2 separate regions of the Mus musculus genome follow, and region 1 is linked to region 2. Evidence: chromatin loops called from intact Hi-C (ENCODE). Cell type or tissue: left cerebral cortex. All regions are shown on one strand. Links, peaks and the distances in the headings refer to the core of each region. The heading gives the core; the rest is flanking DNA.

Region 1 (11,601 bases), core at 2,353-7,352, 1.7 Mb before region 2:
AAAGTGGTGGGCTCTCCTTTAGCACCGTCAGTTCTGGAAGTCTCGTTTCTCTTGCCGCCATTTAGAAACTGCAGTATCTGTAAAGAAGCTCTGGTGATTTAACGCTTGTGAATGTGTTTCTGCTTTTGATTTGTGATGTAGTCTTGTTTGAATTTGAAATTTGTAGTGATTGGTATTAGAGGCTGGTTTGCTTTCACCAAGAGATCATTTTAAAACTTAACTTGTTGACCTCCCTATGACAGGCCAGGGTGTAAGTAGACCTCCACTTCTGGGAATAATTATGGGAAAATTATTTATAGTCAAGTACTCATGATTGGGCAGCCCGTGTGCCAAAGGGGAAGAGGTCCCTCTGGGTTCTTTCTGACCATCAGACAGGAAAGGATCTGGTGGAGTGTTGATTTGCTGTCTTACTCGAGCCACCAGACCTGAAACACCTTTGCTGTCCCTTTGCTTAGTGTTCTTCCTGTGTGATGTGTAGCTTGGTATTTCAGCCCCAGGAGTATGAAAAACACTGTTCGTGTTTGCTAGATATGATTTGCTCTGAGGAAGTAAAGTGCAAGTACAAGCGATTTATCATGTGTGAATGACTTAAAGCTCTTAATGCCACCTAACTCAGAAGAGCTTCCAGCTTCGGAGTCCCTTACTAGTTCTACTCTATTGTATTTAACGTATCAAAGACTGAACATCTGTCAGTTGTGCAGAGACAAATCACACATTGTCACATACTGCTTGTATAGATACTGTACTCTAGTTTATAGTAAGCTGAATTATGATGGCAGGATCTGAGTGGTTTGAATTTGGGGAAGATAGAGGAGATTGAACCTAGAGTCTCAGGCTACGCATGTCCTCTACCTTTGAAGTATACCCATGACCTCTAAACAAAAAAATTAAGCTGGGCGTGGTGGTGCACACCTTTAATCCCAGCACTCGGGAGGCAGAGGCAGGCGGATTTCTGAGTTCGAGGCCAGACTGGTCTACAGAGTGAGTTCCAGGACAGCCAGGGCTACACAGAGAAAACCTGCCTCCAGAAACCAAAAACAAACAAACAAAAAAATTAAAACCTGAGTTAACTTCAATACAGTGGAAGTCTTAGTTAATTTAATAATAATAAAAAATACTTTTTATGAGCGGTTCCAAAGTCAGGACTCAATAGTATAGTGTAGCCCATCATAAACTGTAAGAATTTGCTATTGATAATACTTAAATTGCCAAAGGCTTTTTACTTCTAACATTTAAGAAATGAATTACATTTACTTAAATTCATTGTTGCAAAGGTATTCTTGAATTTCCAGCATAATGTTATTAGTATTTTGAGGGGAGATACAAAGTGAGTTCAAGCTAGTTCAGGGAACATTTATTTGTTCTTACAATTTCTGTTGTTTAAAATTTCCTAAAAGTTGTCTTAGATCACAAGTCAGCGTCATGTATAACATTAGAGATAAGTTCTTCATAATTATATGTAGCTGAACTTTTCTTGCATATAATAGAGAATTAAAGAATTTATCTAAAGAACTGCAGATGGTTAGTGCAGGGCAGCATGTAGAAGTTAGAACTTTTTACGTAAAACCATGGGGCTGTTATGTTGGAGGGTTGAAGATGGCCTAAATAATTAATATAGAATAACCAGCATCAATGAATGAAGTATTGAACTAAACAAATTTTCCAAATAATTAAAGCATTCTGTGATCTCTGAAAATTTAAAATGACTGTCCTCCCACAGTGTACTTTGTTCTTGTCTGTGCTCAAACAGAACGCTTGGCAGGACCTGCCTGTTGACAGTGACTTTCATGTCTTTAGGAGTATTCTTTTGCTCCTGCTGTAGTTCAGTTTCCCAGTGCTCCCACAAAGTTACTGCTCTGTGTCACCTCTTAAGCCTTCTTGCTTTCAGTTCTTGTATTAGTTTGTCAAGTATTCAAATTTCTTTTTTAATTTTTTGATAATATTTGTTAAGACATGTGTTGTGTACCTCCTAGTAAGGCACTGTCTCCAAGGCATTAGTGCAGGTAGCAACTCAGCGAAGAGTCAGACGGAGATCCCTTGCTTTTGTGAAGCTTCCTTTGGCTGAGTAAGACTGGGAATGGTCAGAGATAGTCATTAAACAAGCATAATGAAGTGGTAGTTTGCAGGTTAGCAGGGCTTATTTTAGAAAAGGTAGATATAAACATGGTTTAGAAATACTGGTCATTAGCTGGAAAACCAGGCCACCAAATTTGTTGTTAGTAATCTAGAAAGTGGAAAAAGATGCTTGAGAGATGTTTTGGCAAATAAAACAACTTAAAATATTTACTCTGTTTTAAATTATGTAGATGTGCCTTTGTGTGGATATTCGAGCACAGTGTGGCTGAGGCCAGAGGTTTCAGACACCCTGGAGCTGGAGTTACTGGCAGCTGTGAGCCATCTAAAGTGGGTTTTGAGACAATGACCTCAGGTCTTGCAAGTGCAGTCCATGCTCCTAACCAAGGAACCATCTCTCTAGACCCCAGACACTTCTTTGTTTCTTCAAGTTCACTGTCACATTGTTTTCTTCAGGGGTTTGTTTGGTCTTTGGTTGAGTACCTGAAGTTTTGGAGCAGTGCTATGCCTGAATACTAGTTAGGTTTAACTTACTAAGTACAAGCATAGTAACTACTGCAAGCAGGCTGTGCACACTTCTGTTGTTCCTGAAAGTTAAGGAGTGGAGCGAAATGAAAGCTGTGAGATGACTGTTTGGTGTGAAAGGATGGCCGCTCTTTCTGAAAGTTTATTCCATTTATTCATTTATGAGAGGGATTGATTGATTGTAGAGCATGTGCTGTGATGCTTATGTGGAGTTCAGAGAACAGCTTTTAGCTTTGGGGAGTCAGCTCTGCTTTTTTAGATTTGCTTATTTTAGGTGTTTGCCAGCCTGCATGTATGCGTATACACCATTGGTGCTTATAGAGGTCAGAAGAGGGCATCAGATCTCCTGAGATTGCAGTTATGCATGGCTGTGAACCACCATGTGGGTATTGGAAATTGAACCCGAGTCCTTTGCAAGAACAACCAGTGCTCTTAACCTTTCCAGCTCCTGACACTAATTCACGATAAACCATATTGTCTGAGATCAAATGTGTCCAGTAGTAAATTGTTTGGGTTGGTGATATGAGGCAATAACAGTTTAATTCCATCTGTTAGGATCAGAATATTGATGGGCTGAGGAGAACCAAGGGTGAGGTATAAACTGCTCACTTTTCTGCCTTAAACCATAGCCCTCCACTTGTTTCCTGTGTGGCTTTAAGAGAGTTCCCAATCCTTCCGTTGTTTTTGCTGTTAAGTTTTCTATTTGTGCAGCGTGGAGGAGGGAATCCAACACTGTCTATGTGAGGAGGAAAGCTAAGATCCTCCTTGTAAGGGCGTCTGACCCAGGTGTGGCTTGCTGATGGCGTGCATTACTGTCAGGAGGGCGCACATATCCACACCACTGATTTTTCCTGAGAGGTTTGCAATCTGGCAGCCATTGAGTTTTTCTCCGCTGCTGTTTCTGACAAACAGCCTGCTCTGCTGCTTACTCCTCTGACCAGAGCTCACTGGCTTTCTCAGGAAGGTCAGGAGCAAACAAATGAGACTCCTGCTCCGTTCAGTCAGCATTGGCAAATAAAAGTATTTTCTTGTTGCTTTGTGTTTCCACATACATTAGCATATTCATTTGAATTGAAGGTCACATGTTTTATTTTATTACTCTCTCTCTTTTTTTTTTCCTTCAATGTTGAGGGTTGAACCCAGGGTCTCATATACTTTAGCTGGGCTAAACTCCCAGCCCTAGTTTTGAACTTTAGTATTATCTTTTTTCCAAAAGAGGGAAAATAAAATTCATCAACACATAAGAAATTTTTATGCTGTTTTGACTCATCCTGTTACACCACAGGAAATGTGAAGAGCTTGGTATGTGCATTTCTTTTCTTCCCTTAGAGCTGGAGAAGAAGGAAGAATAGGTCTCTCTAGGTTTCATCTGATGGTAGAACTTGCTTAGACTTGGGCTAGTTCTTTTGGTAAATAAATAAATATAGGGTCAATCATTCATGTACTTTTGCTTGTTATCCCAATTTAGAAAAATGTTTTGACAGAGCTGAAAGGCACAGCACCCAGCATTGTTACTGTAACACAGAGGCCAGGGAGCTTTGTCTAGTGAACGAGTTTTAGAATTGACAGTTTTTTAAGAAACAGTTGGAGAGAAATTCAGTTGTTGCCAAGTTGTAAATGTCTCAGGAAGAAAAAGGAAAATTTGAATGATGTCTAGAGTTCTTGACAGTTGTCTTCCTATAATAAGTAAAAGCTGCTTTTAATTTTCTGAGTGTTGAGAAATTTACCTACAGTGAGTTCCACACATTTTAGTGGGCGCATAGCTCGTGTGATAGGAGTGATCTTGCTATGAGTGCCATGTGTCTTTAGGCTTTCTCTTCAGGCCTGCTTTCCCATTCACTCTAAGGAGCTTGCCAAGTGAGCAGGCCTTCCTACTGATATCTGATCTAAACAAGGAAGGTTTGTGTTCGTGCTGCAGGAATTTGGTATGCCAAATAATTTAGGTAACTGCTTGCATGATTTAAAAGTTGATTTTCTTCTAGTTGGTAATTATGAAAGTCAAGAATAATACTTATCCAGAGTATAATTCTGCCTTGAAGTATGTCCAAAAAGAGAATCTATATTTGTGTTGGTTTATAAATATTGGTGCATCCTATTTCTGAGCTCTTATGTAACAGTCATTCTGAAATAGCTCAAAAAATTTACATTTACAACATTTCCTAAGCTGGGCAGTGGTGGCACACGCCTTTAATCCCAGCACTTGGGAGGCAGAGGCAGGCGGATTTCTGAGTTCGAGGCCAGCCTGGTCTACAGATTGAGTTCCAGGACAGCCAGGGCTACACAGAGAAACCCTGTCTCGAAAAACCAACAAAACAAAACAAACAAAACAAAACAAAACATTTCCAATATTCATTTCCCCTCGGTTATAGAGGAATGTAATTCTTTTATTCACCAAGTTATATGAACATTTTAATTTCTTGTATGTTTCTGTCACTATGGTAGAAAGATACCTCAATGAATAAAGCACAGTCTTGCACATTCTAGCTAAGAAATAAAAATAAAAATGAACTTTAGTGTTGGAATAGATGCTGATACACAAGTATCAGCTGTATGCTTCTTGGATTCCTTTACATAAATATGGGAAATGTATTTCTTTTTTTTTTTTTTTTTTTTTTTTTTTTTGTTTTTTTCGAGACAGGGTTTCTCTGTATAGCCCTGGCTGTCCTGGAGCTCACTTTGTAGACCAAGCTGGCCTCGAACTCAGAAATCCGCCTGCCTCTGCCTCCCAAGTGCTGGGATTAAAGGCGTGCGCCACCACGCCCGGTGGTAAATGTATTTCTTGTAGGGTTTTGTTGGCAGTGTTTTTTTTTTTTGTTGTTGTTGTTTTTGTTTTTTTTTTTTTTAAAGACAGGATTTTTCTATGTAGCCCTGGCTGTCCTGGAACTTGCTGTGTAGACTAGGCTAGTATCAAACTCTGAGATCTGCCTACCTCTTGTGTTCTGAGGGCTGTGATTAAGGCATATGCTACCATGCCTACCTCTGTATCACTAGTTTGAGAAAAGTCTGTATTAATTTCCACAGAGACTGGACTAGTTTTTATTCCTACCAGCATAGAAAGACCACTGCAATGAAAGTTTCACAATGTAGATGAAAGAATCTGAAGAAGTCTGTGAGTCAGAAAGACTTCCTGTGTTCATAGGTTGGAAGAATTCAAATTGTGGCAGTGATAGCATCACTATCAAAATTCCAGCATTGTTTTTCATAGAAATAGGGAAAAAAATCTTCAAATTCATTTGGAGGCATGAAGATAGCCAAAGCAGTCCTGAGACAAAAGAATATTGATGATTTCAAGTTATATTACAGAGGCATAGTAACCAAACAGTATGATAGTGGTGCAAAAATAGGTTAAGCTGGGACTGAAGAGATGGCTCAGCACTTAAGAGCACTGACTGCTCTTTCAGAGGTCCTGAGTTCAAATCCCAGCAACCACATGGTGGCGTTCTTCCCCCCCGCCCCCCATCTGTACATAAGCAATAGGTTAAGCTGATCTGCAGAACAGAACAGAAGGTCACATACAACCACACAAGCTAAAATAATCTCATTTTTTAATAAAGACATAAAAATACATGCTGGAGAAATGACAACTTTGTTAAAAAAATGCATGAGATTAGATTGTTGTCTCACACCCTTCACAGCAAACAACTCCAAATGGATCAGAGATTGATAATAAGACCCGTAACTCTGAAACTACTAGAGAAACTGTTAGAGAAATAGAGACATGTAGATTAGAAACTATTAGAGAGTAGCAGAAGATGGCCTAATCAGCCATCATTGGGAGGAGAGGCCCTTGGTCTTGCAAAGATTATATGCCTCAATACAGGGAATGCCAGGGCCAGGAAGTGGGAGTGGGTAGGTTGGGGAGCAGGGCGCTGGGGAGGGTATAAGGGACTTTCGGGATAGCATTTGAATTGTAAATGAAGAAAATATCTAATAAAAAGTTGTTTAAATTAAAAAAAAAGAAACTATTAGAGAAAACACTTTAAGATACAGTCATGGGAAAGGGCTTTCTGAATAGGATCCTAGTTGCCTGGGAAATAAGGCCAACAATTGACAAATTGGACCTCATGATAAAAAGCTCTGTACAACAAAGGAAGTAGTTAATTGAATGAAGAGGAAGCCCATCGAAAGGGAGATATTCATCTGACAGAATTAATATCTCGAATATACAAAAAATTCTAAACAATAGAGAAACAGACAACTTAATCAAAACATGGACTAAGGAGCTAGCAGTTTGTGAAAAAAGAAATACAAATGGCCAATAAACATGAAAAACGTTCCAACCTAACTATCCATCAGAGAGGTACAAATCAAAGCTATATTGAGATTCATCTTACTCCAGTCAGACTGTCAGTCATTAAGAAAATAAATAACATCAAATGCTAATTTTGATTTGTGGGTTTTGTGGTATTTTCTGCTTATCCTCAATTTATATTATTCTGACTTGTGGGGAAGGTATCTTATTTTTCAAGGTTGGCTTGAATTCTGTGTGTGATTGTGCATGTGTGTGTAGAGACTATCTTCATTCACACTCCACCATATGCTTTGAGATAGGATCTCTCACTGAACCTGTGGTTTTACTGAATATTTTTGAAGCCTCTCTAGGACATATTTAGAGAATTTAGGGGTGGAAGATTTCCTTTTAAAGATAACCTAAATCTTAGCTATACAGTATATTGATTTTCATATATGTGAATTCTCCTATAGTCACCGTTCAGCATAAATGATAGAACAGTTGCATGCTGAAAGGTCTGTTTTCTTTGATCAGTATACTACCACTCAGAGGTTAACTACTGTAGAGTAATTTTAATTATTTTGCACAGATAATGAGAATCTTTCAAGAGGCATTTCAAAAGGCAGCATCCTGTGGTTGTTGGCCCATTTGTGAATCCCAAGTGTTATTAATGCCAGGATTCTCTTGAAGAATTGGGTAGAAAGCAGAACTCATTTTTTTAAACATTTATTTATTATTATATGTAAGTATACTGTAGCTGTCTTCAGAAACCAGAAGAGCGTCAGATCTCATTACAGATGGTTGTGAGCCACCACCATGTGGTTGCTGGGATTTGAACTCAGGACCTCCGGAAGAGCAGTCGGCTCTCTTAACCGCTAAGCTATCTCTCCAGCCCCGAAAGCAGAACTCATTAAAACAAATTTTTAAGTTATAATTTATTTAAGTTTTAATTTATTTTATGTGTTTTTGCCTAGAGGTTAGAGGACACCTGGCTGCAGTTAACTCTGTTTCCATTTGGATCAAACTGGGATTGTAGACTTCATGGTAGCCTAGGTTCCTTTACCAGCAGAACAACCTCACTTGCTCCAGAAAGGAACTTTTTATTTCTTTTTAAATTTATGTGTATGGTTATTCTGCTTGCATGTATATGTGTGTATCACATTCATGCTTGACATCTATAGGGGTCACAAGAAGGCATCAGATCTCCTGGAGCTGGAGTTAGAGGTGGTTGTGAGCCATCATATGGGTTCTAGGAATTGAACCCAGGTCATCTGGAGGAGCAACAAGTGCTGTTAACCACTGAGCCATCTTTCCGACCTCCAATAATTTGAGTTAGTTGGCATGGACCAGTGTTTCTTAAAGTTTTGTGGAGAATTGGTTCTGTGCAGTGTTGATAGAGCTTACATGAAATATAAAGCAAGCACAAGTTTCTTATGATGTAACTTTACAAACACTATATTAAATGAAAGTCAAGATTTTTTTAAACATGGGAGTCCAGAGTCTTTAGACTATCAGGATTGCTTGTAATTGAGGTAAGGCAAAGGTGAGAAAAGGCAGCTGTGGCTGGGAGAATTTATCAATTTACTTAGACCTGGAATCACTGAAATGGACCTGGTGTCTGGCATTTATGGGGCAGCAGCTTGGGACAGTGGTTTGACTGAAATTGGTTTACAGATTCAAAAGAAAAAAGGGCTGGGCTGGGATAGTACATGCATTTAATCCTAGCACTCAGAAGGCAGAGGCAGGAGGTCTCTGAGTTTGTGGCCAGTCTTTTTACAAATTGAGGTCCAGGACAGCCAGGCTACACAAAGAAACCCTGTTTTGAAAAAAACCAAACCAACCAAACCAGAGGCACAGTGATTTAAGTGAGTCAGATGAGCATATAGATATAAAGCCAACGAGATCCCAGTTCCACCAGTATTTAATGCATTATAATATAAAGATTTTCATTGTCGTCACTTAAGGTTCATTGAGGTTTGTTTTGTGCAGAGTTCTGGTCAGAATGTAGTATATATTATTAATCTTTAACATATTGATTAGAGATATCTGTAACATGAATTTAGGGAGTCTTTACATTTTTATTATTTTTTAAATAATAAAAAAATATTATTATCTAATTGTGTTTTATGTGCGTTACTGTGAGGGTACCAGATCCCCTGGAATTGGAGTTATAGACAGTTTTGAAGCTTTTAACCACTGAGCCCTCTCTTCAGACCCACTTCTTCTCATAATAAACAACCAGTTGTTTTCAGACCTTTGTTTTGACTCTCTATTATGTACAAATCTGACCCTCTTTCTCTTGAGAGACTTTTAAAAGACACTGTGTCTTTAGCTTGCTCCCAAAGGCTTAACTTTTTTTTTTTTTTCTTTTTTTTGCAGTATAGTAGAAAACTTTGTTCCTTTGTTGAATTAATTTTCTAAGACTTGTACATTCATGAGAGCCACATCCATAGCATAAAAATTCTATCCTGCCCGACAACAACCAGCTTAAGATAGTGTGAATATAAATTGTAGGGCGTTAGAAAGGAGTCTAAAGTGTGACTCGACACAATGTAGAGTGGTGGCTGATTTAAGACTTCCAAATTCCTGAGAGAGCTGAGAAATTTACCTTGCAGTTGATTCAGATTAATCATGATACAATTCTAAATAAAGACTTTCTAAGATTCTCTATAGTGGAGACATAGAAACTGTAGTAAGGAAGAGGTCAAGCACTGTGAGCAGTCGAGATGCTTTCTCGTTAAACGAGGAGATGCTAGGTAGTTGATCTGAACACTTACAGGACTGGAATTGTACTTGGATGGAGACAGCTTACTGCTTTTTAAAATTAATTTGGCTTTTTTGAGACAGGGTGTCACTATGTAGCTCTTGCTGTCTTGAAACACTTTCTGTAGACCAGGCTGGCCTCAAACCCACAAGAGACCCACCTGCCTCCGCTTTTCAAGAGCTGGGATTAAAGGCGTGCACCATTGTGCATGACGCAAAAAAGGTTTTAATGCAGTTTAGCTTTATAAAATTGCATTTTAATGTTCAGTATATTCTTTAAAACACCAGAGTTTAAACTGTGGTTGCATATTAAACAGCATTTCAAGAACATTAAAAGATTTATCTTTGAAAATTTTTAGTACAAAGATAAAATAGTTGATCATAATTTGACTGTATTTCTGACAAAATTAGAAGTGTGTACTTCTCTATTCTTTCTTTTCCTCCTTTAAAACAAGTAGCACGTCTCAGTACAAGAGGGAATTTCTTAAATGTAACATACTTTGGAGGGCACTTTGTATTGTAAGACCCCCTTTCGGGGACCCCTACTCTAGTCTCGGGAGTGTGAGAGCACCCAAAGAAACATGAAGACCCAACTTGCTGTAATTACATGAGGACGTTTAATTACAGAGCTCCGGACCGACATGTATCCCACACAGGAGATAACTGATGCCGGCCACGAGGCTCGAAAGCTAGGGGGTTTTATGGGGTAAGGGGCTTAGGGGTGTGGAATTCAGCACAGCGACACACTATTGGCTTATTCAAACATTAACAGAAAGATTACAGTGCATCAGGACTTTGTTCCTGTGGGCTGGGGGCTTATCTTTGTTCACATAGCAACCAGTTGATGTGTGACTTTTACCAAGGGGCAATAGACAGAGGGGAGATTCCGGCCAGATGGTGTTGACTCAGATAATATAGCCCTGCTATGTCTTCACAGCCCCCTTTATCTTGTGGTCAAGATGTTCCCAGGAATGTTTTAACTACGAGGCATACCCAGGTTTGGTTTTCTCTTTTCTCAGCCCCAGGCAGCCTCTAGGCTCACAAACAACCAGCAATTTCTGAGTACTTTATATGACTTACAGGCCTTGAAATTTCATCTTTCTTTCAGTACTTGGAGTACTATTTAGGACATCAGGGTAGGCATTGTTTGCCTCTCTAGAGCTGTTAGAAGGTGGTGGGAGGCAGCCGACCGGTGATGGTGAGGGTAGTGGGTACCAGGGCTAGAAATCAGAGTGCCTCTTCCCAAGCAAGGTGAACCAATTGCTAGGAAAAACAAATGTTGATGTAAACTTCCTTCCTTTCCTTCCCTCTCTCCCTCCCTACCTCCCTTTGTTTAGAAGTTTAAAGGATTTTTAAATTGGAAATGATGCATTGTATGTTGAATTTTGAATATAGACCATAACTGTTGATGCTATTTTATTGGGAGTTTCTGCCTCTCCCATTTAGTTCTCGAGTAAAAGACATAGAAACCTGGTATTTTATTTACAAGCTGCTTGCACTGTGCTGAGCAGGTTCTGAGCTATAATTTGTCACCCGAGTCTTGCTGTTTCATGGGTGTCCTCAGTGCAAGCTTCCTTTGGACATGTGCTCATGGTCCATTCTGCCTCTTGGTGACCTCCTCCTCCTCCTTCTCTCTTCTTCCTCTTGTGTTTTTCTTACCTGAAAACCCCCTACTATAGTCCTGCCTTCCTCTCTCTCCTGCACAGTCACAGTCCCTAACCTTTTATTAATCAGAGACTGGGGAATGGGGAATATTCTTTATGCACATTGGCTTATCCAGTGCCCCAAGATCAGGTTGTAGTCTGGAGAGGGCCACAGAGTTCAGCTTCTGAATACACAGCCCACAAGACTAATACCAACAGATATTCTTTGATTGTTATGTCTTAAAATTCAAGATGAGGGACCCGAAGTATGACTTAGTGGTTAAGAGAGTGTACTTCTTTTCCAGAGACCCTGAGTTTGGCTCTCAGCACCCATGTGGGGTTGCTCACAACTTTTTGTAGCTCCAG
Region 2 (11,601 bases), core at 3,537-8,536:
AAAAGCCTCATTAAGAAACTCACCTGTCCTGTGCCAACTTCAAAAGATTCATAATCAACCCGTACAGAAGACACGTAAGCCCCAACTGAGAGCTTCCTCTTGGACTCGTTTGATTCTGAAGATGGAGAAGCCATTTCCTTAGTTTTTGGAGCACTCTCGTCTTGTCCTTTTGTCAAAGCAGCCAGCGCTGCCTTCTTTTCTGCTGCTGCTTTTTTCTGCTCCTATGAAACACCACAACAGTATAAGATGATCCTGAGGAAAAGTCAGTTCTTAGCTATCACAAGATACACTGCCATGCAACTAAGGAATTCTTACTGATTTCGGCATAGTAGTAATAATGGGATTACTAGGAAAAGGTACTTTTAAAAAATATTTATTTTTTTGAGTTGGGCATAGTGGCGAACACCCTTCATCACACACTTGGGAGACAGAGGCAGGTGGATTTCTGAGTTCTAGGACAGCCAGGTCACTTTTACTTATCTGTATCTGTACATACACTGCTGTAGGAATGGGTGCCGAGTGTATGTTGGTTACCACAAAGGCCTGAAAGGGCACTGCATCCCTTGGAGCTGGAGTGAAGGCAAGTTGCAGCCACCATGCAGGTGCCGAGAACCTAGCCTACCTCCTTCTACAAGAGCAGCAAGTTCCGTTAGCTGCTGAACAAACTCTCCAGACTCTCAGAAAAAGTACACTTTTTTAGAGACACATACTATCATCAGGAAAGACATGCTGTGATAGCTATAATAAACTGTACAATTCTTAGAAAAATAAAGATTACAAAAGACAAAGTACAGTAAAACAGCTAATATTCAATCTAACATAAATCTCAAAATTAAGTATAGGAGGGTGAACACAAAACTAAATTCTCTACTGACTCTACCTACATGATCTAGGCAAAAACAGTTTTGTAACAACTTTACTCCCAAGGCACTCACTGAGAGGGAAGAGCCAGCATGAAGCAGTGGCAGACTTAGAGAGAGAGAGAGAGAGAAAGACAGACAGACACTCTGTTTCTTTCTTTAGGTGCTTAGCTGGGCCCACAACACTTCAAGAGCTAAGTATTTCCACAAAGCAAACAGCAAAAACTATGGGGCAAATATATAAAAAGATGCTAATGCTGGTAAGACAAGCCTGTTTGCAGTGGTTGGTAAATACTCCCTGACTGCACCTCGTGTCACAAGGTGCACACTTATCAAAGTGGACCTCTATCCACGTCAGAGCCCCTTGCTCCCTAGGCTGGGAAGGGTTAGGTTAGTCTCTGTTTAACAGCAGCTACATTAAACAGCTGACCAGATGTTCTTTTCTATTGATTAACTCCAAAATACTAACAAAATAGGAAAGCAGTCCAACCAGTTAACATGGAGGACAATAACGTCAAAGACAGCTCGGTCAGCAGCACGGCAGCTCATTCCACCACTGGGATGCTGGACAGCCTCATTATCTCACCCTTTGTCTGTAGCACAATCTGAAACCTAAAATCAAAACCTCTACGAATCCTTCCAGCTACTATTTACTTTCTCGCTCAGCATTACCTTTTACTCCATTCAGAGAGTTCAATATTCTAAATGAGCTACCTAAAGAAATCATGCACTGGGGCTGAAGAGATGGCTCATTGGTTAAAGAGCACTCGCTGCTCTTCCAGAGAACTCAGGTTCAATTCTCAGTACCTACATGGCAGCTTAGAACTGTGTAATTCCATTTCCAGGTGATCTGACAACCTCACAGAGACACATTTGGACAAAAAACACCAATGCACATCAAATTTTAAAAGAAAGAAATCATGCTCTGGTAATATCCCCAATCCTGCAAACCACTCTTTATCAAATGAAAATGACAAAGACGGTTTACAGAGGAGAAAGAACCCAGACCATGAATATTTGATATCCTTGCAAAAAAAAAAAAAAAAAAAAAAAAACCACATTGGCTACTTTTAGTCCCATTTTTTTCAGTGATAGAAAGCCACTAAAACAGTATTATCTTCATCTGTTAACAATTCACCTGTGAACAATGCCAACCAATCAATGCAAAGAGTGCCTGGCAAAGTCTCATGGTTCATCTGAAAGCAGTTACATTTGAATTTAAAAAGTGAGATTGTACTATAGATCATTATCCATGTTCTGAGAGTTTTTCAAAGAACTTTTCTACTTTTTAATCTTTTATTGCAGAAAAAAGCTGAGGAACGTGGCTAGAGAACCTGCGCAGGCCAGGGGAGTAACACCAGAGTTCAGTTGGTACAGTTCTTATAGCAAGAGGGCAGAGCTCGAGGCTGCGGGGAGAAATGTCAAAAGACTCTGAAGCAAAGACTCTGAAGACTTCACTCCTCAGCCCTCGTCTGTCTTGCCCTGGGCCTGGCCTCACTGCTGTGTGTGGAGAACCAACTGGGCCTACGCACAGAAGCACCACAGCATACTCCTCAAACGGTCTGTGTTGGGCCAACATGCTCATCAGAGCACTAGTAGATCATTCTGTCTTCTGGATAAGACTGCGAGTGGAGATTACCCTCTCTCTAGGTAACCCAGGTAAGAGGAGGAAGCTGTCTGTGAACTGGAATTCGAGAATGACTTATATTTACCACACAGGGAAAGGGAAAGACACCTCATAGTCTAGTAGCGTTTCTCAACACTTACTCAAACACAGTCTGCTTTCTTTAAAACGTCTTGAGTAGTTCTCTTTCCATCCCAAATTCACACCACTATCATCTTTCTTGGCAACTGAAAAACTCCAATCACTGCTTTTGACATTTCTCCCCGCAGCCTCGAGCTCTGCCCTCTTGCTATGAGAACTGTACCAACTGAACTCTGGTGTTACTCCCCTGGCCTGCGCAGGTTCTCTAGCCATGTTCCTTCAGATACTGAACCATGGGACTTACTGATATCAAAGTAAAAATGCAATTCAAGGCTGGAGAGATGGCTCAGCAGTTAAGAGCACTGACTGCTCTTCCAGAAGTCCTGAGTTTAATTCCCAGCAACCACATGGTGGCTCACAACCATTTGTAGTGCCCTCATCTGGTGTGCCTGAAGATAGCTACAGTGTATTCATATACACTAAATAAATTATTTTTTTAAATGTAATTTAATGTACAGGGGGAAACAAGATAGCTGATAATTAGTCTCAACTTTAAAATTTGCAAGGCCCAGCAAAAGACAGAAAATAATCATTTTTAAAAGCAGAAAAGAGAGATTGGAGAGATGGCTCAGTAGTTAAGAGCACTGGCTGCTCTTCCAGAGGTCCTGAGTTCAATTCCCAGCAACCACATGGTGAAATACAACCATCTGTAATGGGATCCAATGCCCTCTTCTGATGTGTTTGGAAATAGCGACAATGTACTCATATAATATAAATAATATAAATAAAATAAATAAAAAATAAATAAAAGCAGAATAGAGCATATTTAAAAGTTTACTCATTACAGAAAATACAAGTTTATGAAATTTTATGTGACTTATGAAATATATTTTAAATTTTAATTTTTTAAAAACTATAGAATGTAACTCAGGTGGCAGACTACTTGTCTAGCACGCACAGAGCCCTAGGTTTGATCCCCAGAAATGCATTAAACCAGGCATGGTCAGACAGACATGATCGGAATCCCAGCACTGGCAAGGTGACTTCAGGAAGGTCAGAAGCCAAGGTCCTCCTCAGCTACACAGTGAGTCCCAGGCCAGCCGAGGACACATGGGACCATCTCAAATAGAAGACCGTGTGCTAAACTGTAACATGGCGGGCTAACACCAGGTCATGTACATTCTCTCATACTCGTTCTAACCATCTTACCTGCTCCTATTTTCCACCTCATCATCTGTGTGTGTGCACTGTGAGAAAGAGCACTGGCTATGCGCAGGCCACAGCATGCACACGGAGGTCAGAGAAGAGCTTGTGACATCAAACTCAGGAAGTAAGGCTTGCTGACAGATGCCTTTATTTGCTTAGCAATCTTGCCAGCATGTGGGCCACATTTTAGTGATGGGAAAAAAAAATCAAGGATCAAAGAAATCAAGTCAGTGCTCATGAATGTGCTATTAATAAGTAGCTTCCCTTCGAATTAGGGCCTCTCATTAATTCATCAAGAATCTCACAAGTTTTGGCACCTGGAAATCATCAAATATCAGTTTTAAAGGGAAAGCTAGAGATGGGGATTAGCAATAAAGAAGAACACTTGTTCTTGCAGAACTTTCTGGTTTAATTCCCAGGAACCACACGGTCATTCACAACCATCTGTAATTCCAGTTCCAAGGCCTCGACACCCTCTTCTGACCTCTATGAACATCAGGCATGCATACAGTGTACATGTATACACACACGCAGACAAAACTCCCATACACATAAAATAAATCTCTTAAAGATTTTTTACATAAATTAATAAAAATGAAAAGTCCTCTGTCCCAGGAACACCAAGTTATTCGGCTAGTGCATGCAAATACAATCCAGCCCAGCTGATTCTGGAGTCTGGGCTTCCGTTATTGTATAAAATAGTTGCCTAACCAAACGGTATTGCAAGCTTCTAAAATAAAAATGGGAGCCAGGCACAGTGCCTCACACCTGTAATTCCAAGAGGCTCAGGAGGCTGAAGCAAAAAGATCATGCTATGAAGTGAGTTCTAGGGTAGCATGGGCTATAGCATAAAACCTTGCCTTAGAACACACACACACACACACACACACACACCACAAAGGTCAGGTTACAAAATGTGTTAATTTATCTTGAGGGTAGAAATGAACCTTACCAGTTTGGCTGCTTTAAGTTTTACAAAATTGGCTATCTTCTTTCTAGGCCCGAGGGGTATCCCCATCTCCTTCAGGTCATCAACTGTGCACATAAGCTTTAAAGGGAAGCGAAGAACACATGAATTAATCAATCTAGAAACTGATGAGCTCAAAGTGGGACACAAAAATATTAAAAGAATCAACTGCAAGAAGCTTGGGCTTTTGTTTTAAGCCATAAATAAACCTTTCCCACGTCTGTCTCAGTTTCCTGTAGAGCACGTGTGAGGCCCTGACTTCAGTATCAGGCACCACACAAACATGTTAATTAGCCTCTCCGTTAAAAATTCTATTATTTCTAATAGAAAACATGTTTATGTCATGCAAAATTCTGAAGCTATACTGTCAAACATAAAATTAATCTCTCCCCTCAAATCTTTCCTGTCCATTCTGGTCCCAACCATCCAATTCTTTCAGGGACAACTGTTAACAATCTGCCCTCTGCAGAAATCCCTCAGGTGCATACAATAATGACATCCTCTTCAATGTGTGTGTGTGTGTTGACCTCAAGCTAACAGATCACGATCCATATGTCATATGTCATTCACCTGCTGCAGAGTTCTATAGCAGGGCTGCACAAATGAATCCACCAACATCCTGTCTGTTTGCACTGTGGCTGCTAAGGTCCCACAGTGCTAAACCAGTGTTCAGTGAACATCCCTGTAGCATTCCCAGGCATTCTGGACTTGTTCCAAGGCATTGAGGCCACCTGCTACATTCTTTCCTATAAGTCATGCTCTTGTTTGCACTGCCTGTGTGCCTGCTGCTTATCACTAGTTCAGTATAAGCTCTGACTATAAAAGCCCCTTCTGTCTGTGTCCAGGTGCTTTTCCTAATCTATCTCTGGCCATTAGGTATTGTCATACTGTACACTACATTGAAATTCTTGTCCACATATGGCACTGGGTTTTGTCTAAAAAAAAGCTTCACACATCTTTCCCCTCCAATTTTAAAAAAGCTATTTTTTTATGTTTATGTATGGACTCCTGGGTGTGTGTGTGTGGATATGTGGGTGTATGTGTCCATGTTCCAAGTGTGTGCTGATGCCCCGAACCACCAGAAGAGGGCACTTGATCCTGGAATTGGAATTACAGATAATTATGAGCTACAATGTGGAATGCTAGAAACCAAACCCCAGTCCTCTACAAGAGCAGCAGGTATTCTTAACCACAGAGCCATCTCTCTTGCCCCAGCCCCCTTTTTTTCCTATTTTTTTTTTAAACGTTTAAGTTTTGGGCTTATTTGGAATAAAATTTGATATTAAAATGCTTAAATCTTTCTTCAATTTTCAAGTTTACACAAAGGAAGAATAACTTTAAACAAAATAAATCAGGCTATTATCAATACCAGAGACTCCATATCAATCTTCTCCTTTTCAAAAGTGCTAATGTAGTCAAACAGGCTGAGTGCTTCCAGGGTTCCATGCAAAGTTAGGGGTTCTTCATCCTCAACATCAAGGTCACATGATTCATCTGACATCAGCTTTGACTCTTCAGATATCTTAATACAAAGGGGGAGAAGACAATGCAAAGTTCACACAACATTCTCACAAAAATTCTACATAAAATATGAAATAATTTTGCTCTACAAATGAACTAGTTTTAGCACTCTGCCATCTTTCACCTGGATTTTAAAATATATACATTTAGTAAATTATTCATGTTCCCATTTCCTATAACAATTTACTTTTAGAAATCCTAAGCCTTCACGTTTACTTTATAATCCATAAGGAAAAAGAATGGGAAACTCCTAGTTGTAGAGATCGCATCTTCTGTGTTGCCCAGGCTGGCTTTGAACCCATCACCCTCCCACCTCAGCCAGGATCACAGGCGAGTAAGATTGGTTTAATATATGAAAATCTATTCATGTAATCCACTACATAAACAAACTCAAAGAAAAAAAAAATCACATAATCATCTCCTTAGATGCAGAAAAAGCATTTGACAAAATATAATACCCCTTCATGTTAAAAGTATTGGAGAGTGATTCAGTTCTTCCACTGTACCGCTGAGCCTCCATGAGTCCTGACAACTGGAAACTGTTACAGGAAACAGTACAGGTTTGGGAGAAGAGCTCAGCTCCAGCTCTACCTCTCAGTGTCAACAGGGTAACTACAAACTTACCAGCTTTTCCTGAAACTGTGAATGCTTTATAACTCCATTAGAAACAGCCACAGATCCCGGAGACTTAGAGACACACATATCCCTTTGATTAGACAATATGTCAAACAGTATCAAAGAACCTAAGAAAAAGATATTGTGCTTTATAACAAAGTTAACCCAAGTATTTTTTCAGCACTAAATAAATTCTTCTGCTTTTTTTCAGTCTCTGACAGAAGTCATACAAAGATAAACTGATTAAAATCTCATAATCATAGTCAAAGGATGGCACAGCCAGTAAAGGCATTTGCCATGCAGACTTAGCAACCTGAGTTGCCTCTCCAGAGCCCATGTGTTGGCTCTTAGGTTTCTGTCAACTAGCCAGGAGCTAGAGTCATCAGCAAGCAGGAACCCTCAGCTGAGAAAACACCCCTACCAGTCAGGTAAGGAGCCATGCGGAAAGGCCCACACCTTCACGGGCAGTGCTATCTCTGGGCAGGTAATGCTGAGTGCACTGGCAAGCCAGGGAGAACAAGCCGGTAAGAAGCATTCCTCCATGGCCCCTGCTTCAGTTCCTGTTCCAAGCTCTTCTGTACTCAGGAAGTCCTGCCCTGACTTCCCTTCATGATGGACTATAACTGTACACTGAAATGAGCCCTCTTCTACCCACACTGCTTTCAATCATAGTGTTTATCAAAGCAATAGGAACCAAACTAAGGTACAATGTAACGGTGGAAGAAAACTGACCCTACAAGTTGCCCTTCGACTTCCACAAAGTCGGTGCGCACGCCCTAGGACACACGGCCATGCATGTACACGTGTGAATCTTATATACACAAGTTTTGCAGCCAGAAAAACACAAAAAACTTCTGAACAAACCAAAGAAGCAAATTCACATTACATGGGACAGCTTTACCTACACATTTTTTTAAAGAGCAACAATATTCCTATTTCATCTAATGACAAAAAACCCACACACAGCCTACCAGCTAGAGAGATGGCTCAGGGGCTGAGTGCATCCTGTTCTTCCAGAGGCCTAAGCTCGGTTCCTAGCACCCATATCCAACACTTTACAAGCACCTGCAACTCCAGCTCCAGGGACAAGCTATCCTCTTCTGACCTCCAAGGGCACCCACATTCACCCGGCACACATTCACCAGACTCAAACCTACACACATAAGTAAAATACAAATCTTAAAACAGCAACAACAAAAACGCACAGCCTTCCTCTGCTACTGGATTTGAAGAGCAAAGGCAGTCTCAACTGCAAACACTGTCCTCTGTTCACAAACCTGAGCTTTCCAAGTTTTTACACGACACAAAGCTCCACATCTGAACAACCCAAACTGTGCATCAGAGACTGCGGGGCAGCTTTACCTAAACTGTGACCAGCAACGGAGACCTTTCCTTTGAAGTTTGGGTTCCGACTCATAAAGAGTGAATGTAGCCGATTTATCTCCACTTCCACCTTTTCCACAATTGCCTGGCAGTAGGTAGGGCTGTTGTAAAATAAAACATCTAGCAGAGTCTCATTGGTAAAGTGACGGAACCGACCGATACTTGGCAAGGTAATTTTCTTGATGTTCCTGTTTTTAAAAGGAAAAAAAGTTACTGTCAGTATGTACTTTCAACTCTGAATTAACAGTTTAAAATTTTATTTATTAAAAATAAAAGTGTACAAGGTATAGATTATACATTAATCGTACAATCAACCTGTAGATGTCACAGGCTAGCTATGAGCTGATTCTGTTGGTAGAATAAGTCATAAATGGTTAAGATAAAATAATAAAGTGATCTGTGCCTACTACACTCTGAATTTCAGAATTCTACAATAGGCTGCGACGTAAAATACAGCAGAAGTGAAGACGTCCATCTTTAAATAGACAAGTCTACTGTCCCATTCTTCTTTTGACTAAAAATCTGGATGCCTGGCAAAACTGGCTGGCAGAGACAAGAGGCCGTCACACTTAGAATATGAAAGGAGTTACCAGAAACAAAAATCCTCTAAGGGCAGCTTGTGAGCATTCAGAGAGGAAGCAAGCACCTCACAGCACAGCACAATGTGGCCAGAACGCTGTCTGCAGGGTTAGCTTTATGAAAGCACGGGCCCCATCACATCACAGTGTCAATAGCTAGGAACATGCTATTAGCATTGTGTGGCAGCATAAATACTGTCTGGACCTGTGGTTTTCAAATGGGTGCGTTCAAAACTGAAGGGGGAAGTTCTGCCACAGTGCCTAGTAAATACAGTCAACATTCAGTGGCATTGATAAATGGCCTGCAGTTTAACAGTTTTATGTATGCCCACCAAGAAACTAAAAATGTAAGTCCCAAAGAGGGGTAATTTTCACCCCATGGGGGAATTTGCCATAATCTGAACACATTTGCTATCACATGGAGAAGATCTGACTGACTGTAAACTAGACAAGGATGATATTACTGAGCATCCTAGAGCATTCTCAGCAGACCCCTCCTGACCCACAGCAGGCCCCTCCTGACCCACAACAGATCAGGTGTTTTAAAGCCAGCTTCGGAGAGAGCTAGGGTGTACTCATCACATCTGGGAATCTGAATTCAATTTCCAGCATCCAAAACAAACTGTCTAAAATTTCCTAGATCCTTAAATATTTACAATAGGAATAAACACAGATACACACAGAGAACAGCCAAATAGTAACAGGCTGTGATTTGCTCATGTTGGAAGAAGCCATTTTGTATTATAATTTAAATTTGCCTCTAATTTTAGCTACTATGAAAAACAAGTTATCGCTGGCGAGATGGCTCAGTGGGTAAGAGCACCCGACTGCTCTTCTGAAGGTCCAGAGTTCAAATCCCAGCAACCACATGGTGGCTCACAACCATCCGTAACAAGATCTGACTCCCTCTTCTGGTGTGTCTGAAGACAGCTACAGTGTACTTACATATAATAATAAATAAATCTTTAAAAAAAAAAAAAAGAAAAGAAAAGAAAAACAAGTTATCAAAATCCACAAACCTGTCAACACCCGTGGCATGCCCACCCAAGGCGCTGTGCCAGTGAACTGGCAGGAACTCCACTCTGCTGACTTTCCCTTCATCTACAGACTTCTTGAAGTGTGTCTGCAGCAACTTGAGAGAAACCACCCTAAAATCATCCACTTAAAAAAAAAATTAAAGAGTAAATTATCTTAGCTTTGTAGCTAATTAATTAACTAAAATTACTGGCATTTTTTGTTGCTGTTGTTTTGTTTTGTTTTTCGAGACAGGGTTTCTCTGTGTAGCCCTGGCTGTCCTGGAATCCATTCTGTAGACCAGGCTGGCCTCAAACTCAGAAATCTTCCTACCTCTGCCTCCCAAATTGCTAGGATTAAAAGTGTGTGCCACCACTGCCGGGCTGGCATTATTAAGAAGATAAAGCTGTATGATTAAAAAATGATGACAAAATAGTAAATGAACACCTGACTGCTCAGCTAACTTTCATTGTATTTAAGGCCTAAAAAAAAATTGGTTTAACTACCTCAAACTCCCTCCTCAGCACCAGGTTCCAGGACCAACCAACTGTAACTTAACTCACTTAACTGTACACTTAACTCAGCCAAGGCCTTTCCTCTCCTAACACTGGAGGGAACAGTGACACATCCACACAAAGGTGTATCTGTGAGGCCGATGATAAAGCACAGATGTTATTTCAGACAAAAGCCTTTAATATTCTCTGGTCCTTAAACAGCCTCTGGGAGGACTCCCTATGCAGCAGCTCAGCACACAGGAGCTATATGCTGCTGCAGGGGCTCAGCCAGGTGGCTGTTGGCTAAAATGGTGAAATTATTACCATGATACCTTCTAATTCTTCAGAATCCAGGATTTTATGCAATAAGAGCAGATCAAACACAGATTAATACTTCCTACTGAACACAGAAATCTCCACTTACAGCCCCTGGCCACAAGTACACAGCTAGGAACCATCATAAAAGTGAATACTACAGAGCCCTCTATCAGCACTGGACTTGGAGTCGTCTACAAAGGAGAATGGGCTTGCACCTACCACATTCGATAATACTTCTAAAGCGCAGGTCACACACGGGCCCGATGCCGTGCACCATGAACACCAAGTGGTCAACCTGAGGCATCTCCCCTGGTAAAAACAAACAAACACATTATCAGCATAAAACACAAACATACACAAAGCTTAGCATTTGGTGTTGTTAACTAAATTGCTAAATTCTTGATATCCTTTTTATCATAAACTAGCCAAAGAAATCCATTACCCTCCCAAGCAAATATCTCTCATTACCCTGTATCAAATTAGGATACTTTGTCTAGTTTGGCAAATAGTGGTACATTAGATGGAGAAGTCAAGGAAACATCAGTTCTTCACACTCATACTGACTCTCCATAACATAGGGTTGTTTTCAGAACTCCACAGGACTGCAATGAAACTGTAGCTCCATAGTGTAAAGTGTGTACGTGAACATGGCCCTAAGCTCAATCCCCTACACAAAAAAAAACAAACAAAATCAAACACCCGCCATAGAACACTAAGCCTGACATGGACAAGCAATCTGACAATATAAAATTCTAAAGTCTTTGTTCCTAAAGTCCTTCCCCTTAATTCAAAACATTCTACGATGGCCAGCCATGGTCCTAGAACCTTCAGTACCATCACTCTAAGGCAGAGGCAGGTAGATCTCTGTGAGCTGGAGGCTAGCATGGTCTACAAAGCAAGTTCCAAGCCATTCAGAACTATACACTGTAATCCTGTCTCA

What was found. Hi-C counts contacts between places; a loop is a spot of excess contacts. Peaks named below come from ENCODE experiments on the same cell type or tissue, not always from the same donor. Only the 100,000 strongest peaks of a DNase experiment are listed, where the experiment ranks them.
Region 1: a loop joins it to region 2, with 5 times the contacts of the local background. A loop is called at or near these places in 2 of 42 quality-filtered maps.

What each region holds. Positions count from the first base shown.
Region 1 is chr7:130,486,366-130,497,966 of GRCm38, reverse strand. All of the region lies in intron 7 of Ate1 (arginyltransferase 1), which reads left to right. Among named protein-coding and RNA genes, the nearest start is that of Ate1, 27 kb to the left of the region's middle. In left cerebral cortex, for the core only: no CTCF peak of the experiment used is centred there; DNase peaks (open chromatin) are centred at 3,431 and 4,419; H3K27ac peaks cover 502 bases.
Region 2 is chr7:128,760,785-128,772,385 of GRCm38, reverse strand. It overlaps Sec23ip (Sec23 interacting protein), which reads right to left. Exons shown (of 19, transcript NM_001029982.2): 7 at 10,881-10,970; 8 at 9,855-9,996; 9 at 8,237-8,445; 10 at 6,884-7,002; 11 at 6,108-6,260; 12 at 4,724-4,819; 13 at 24-221. Among named protein-coding and RNA genes, the nearest start is that of Sec23ip, 22 kb to the right of the region's middle. In left cerebral cortex, for the core only: a CTCF peak has its summit at 5,803 (motif pointing right); a DNase peak (open chromatin) is centred at 5,561.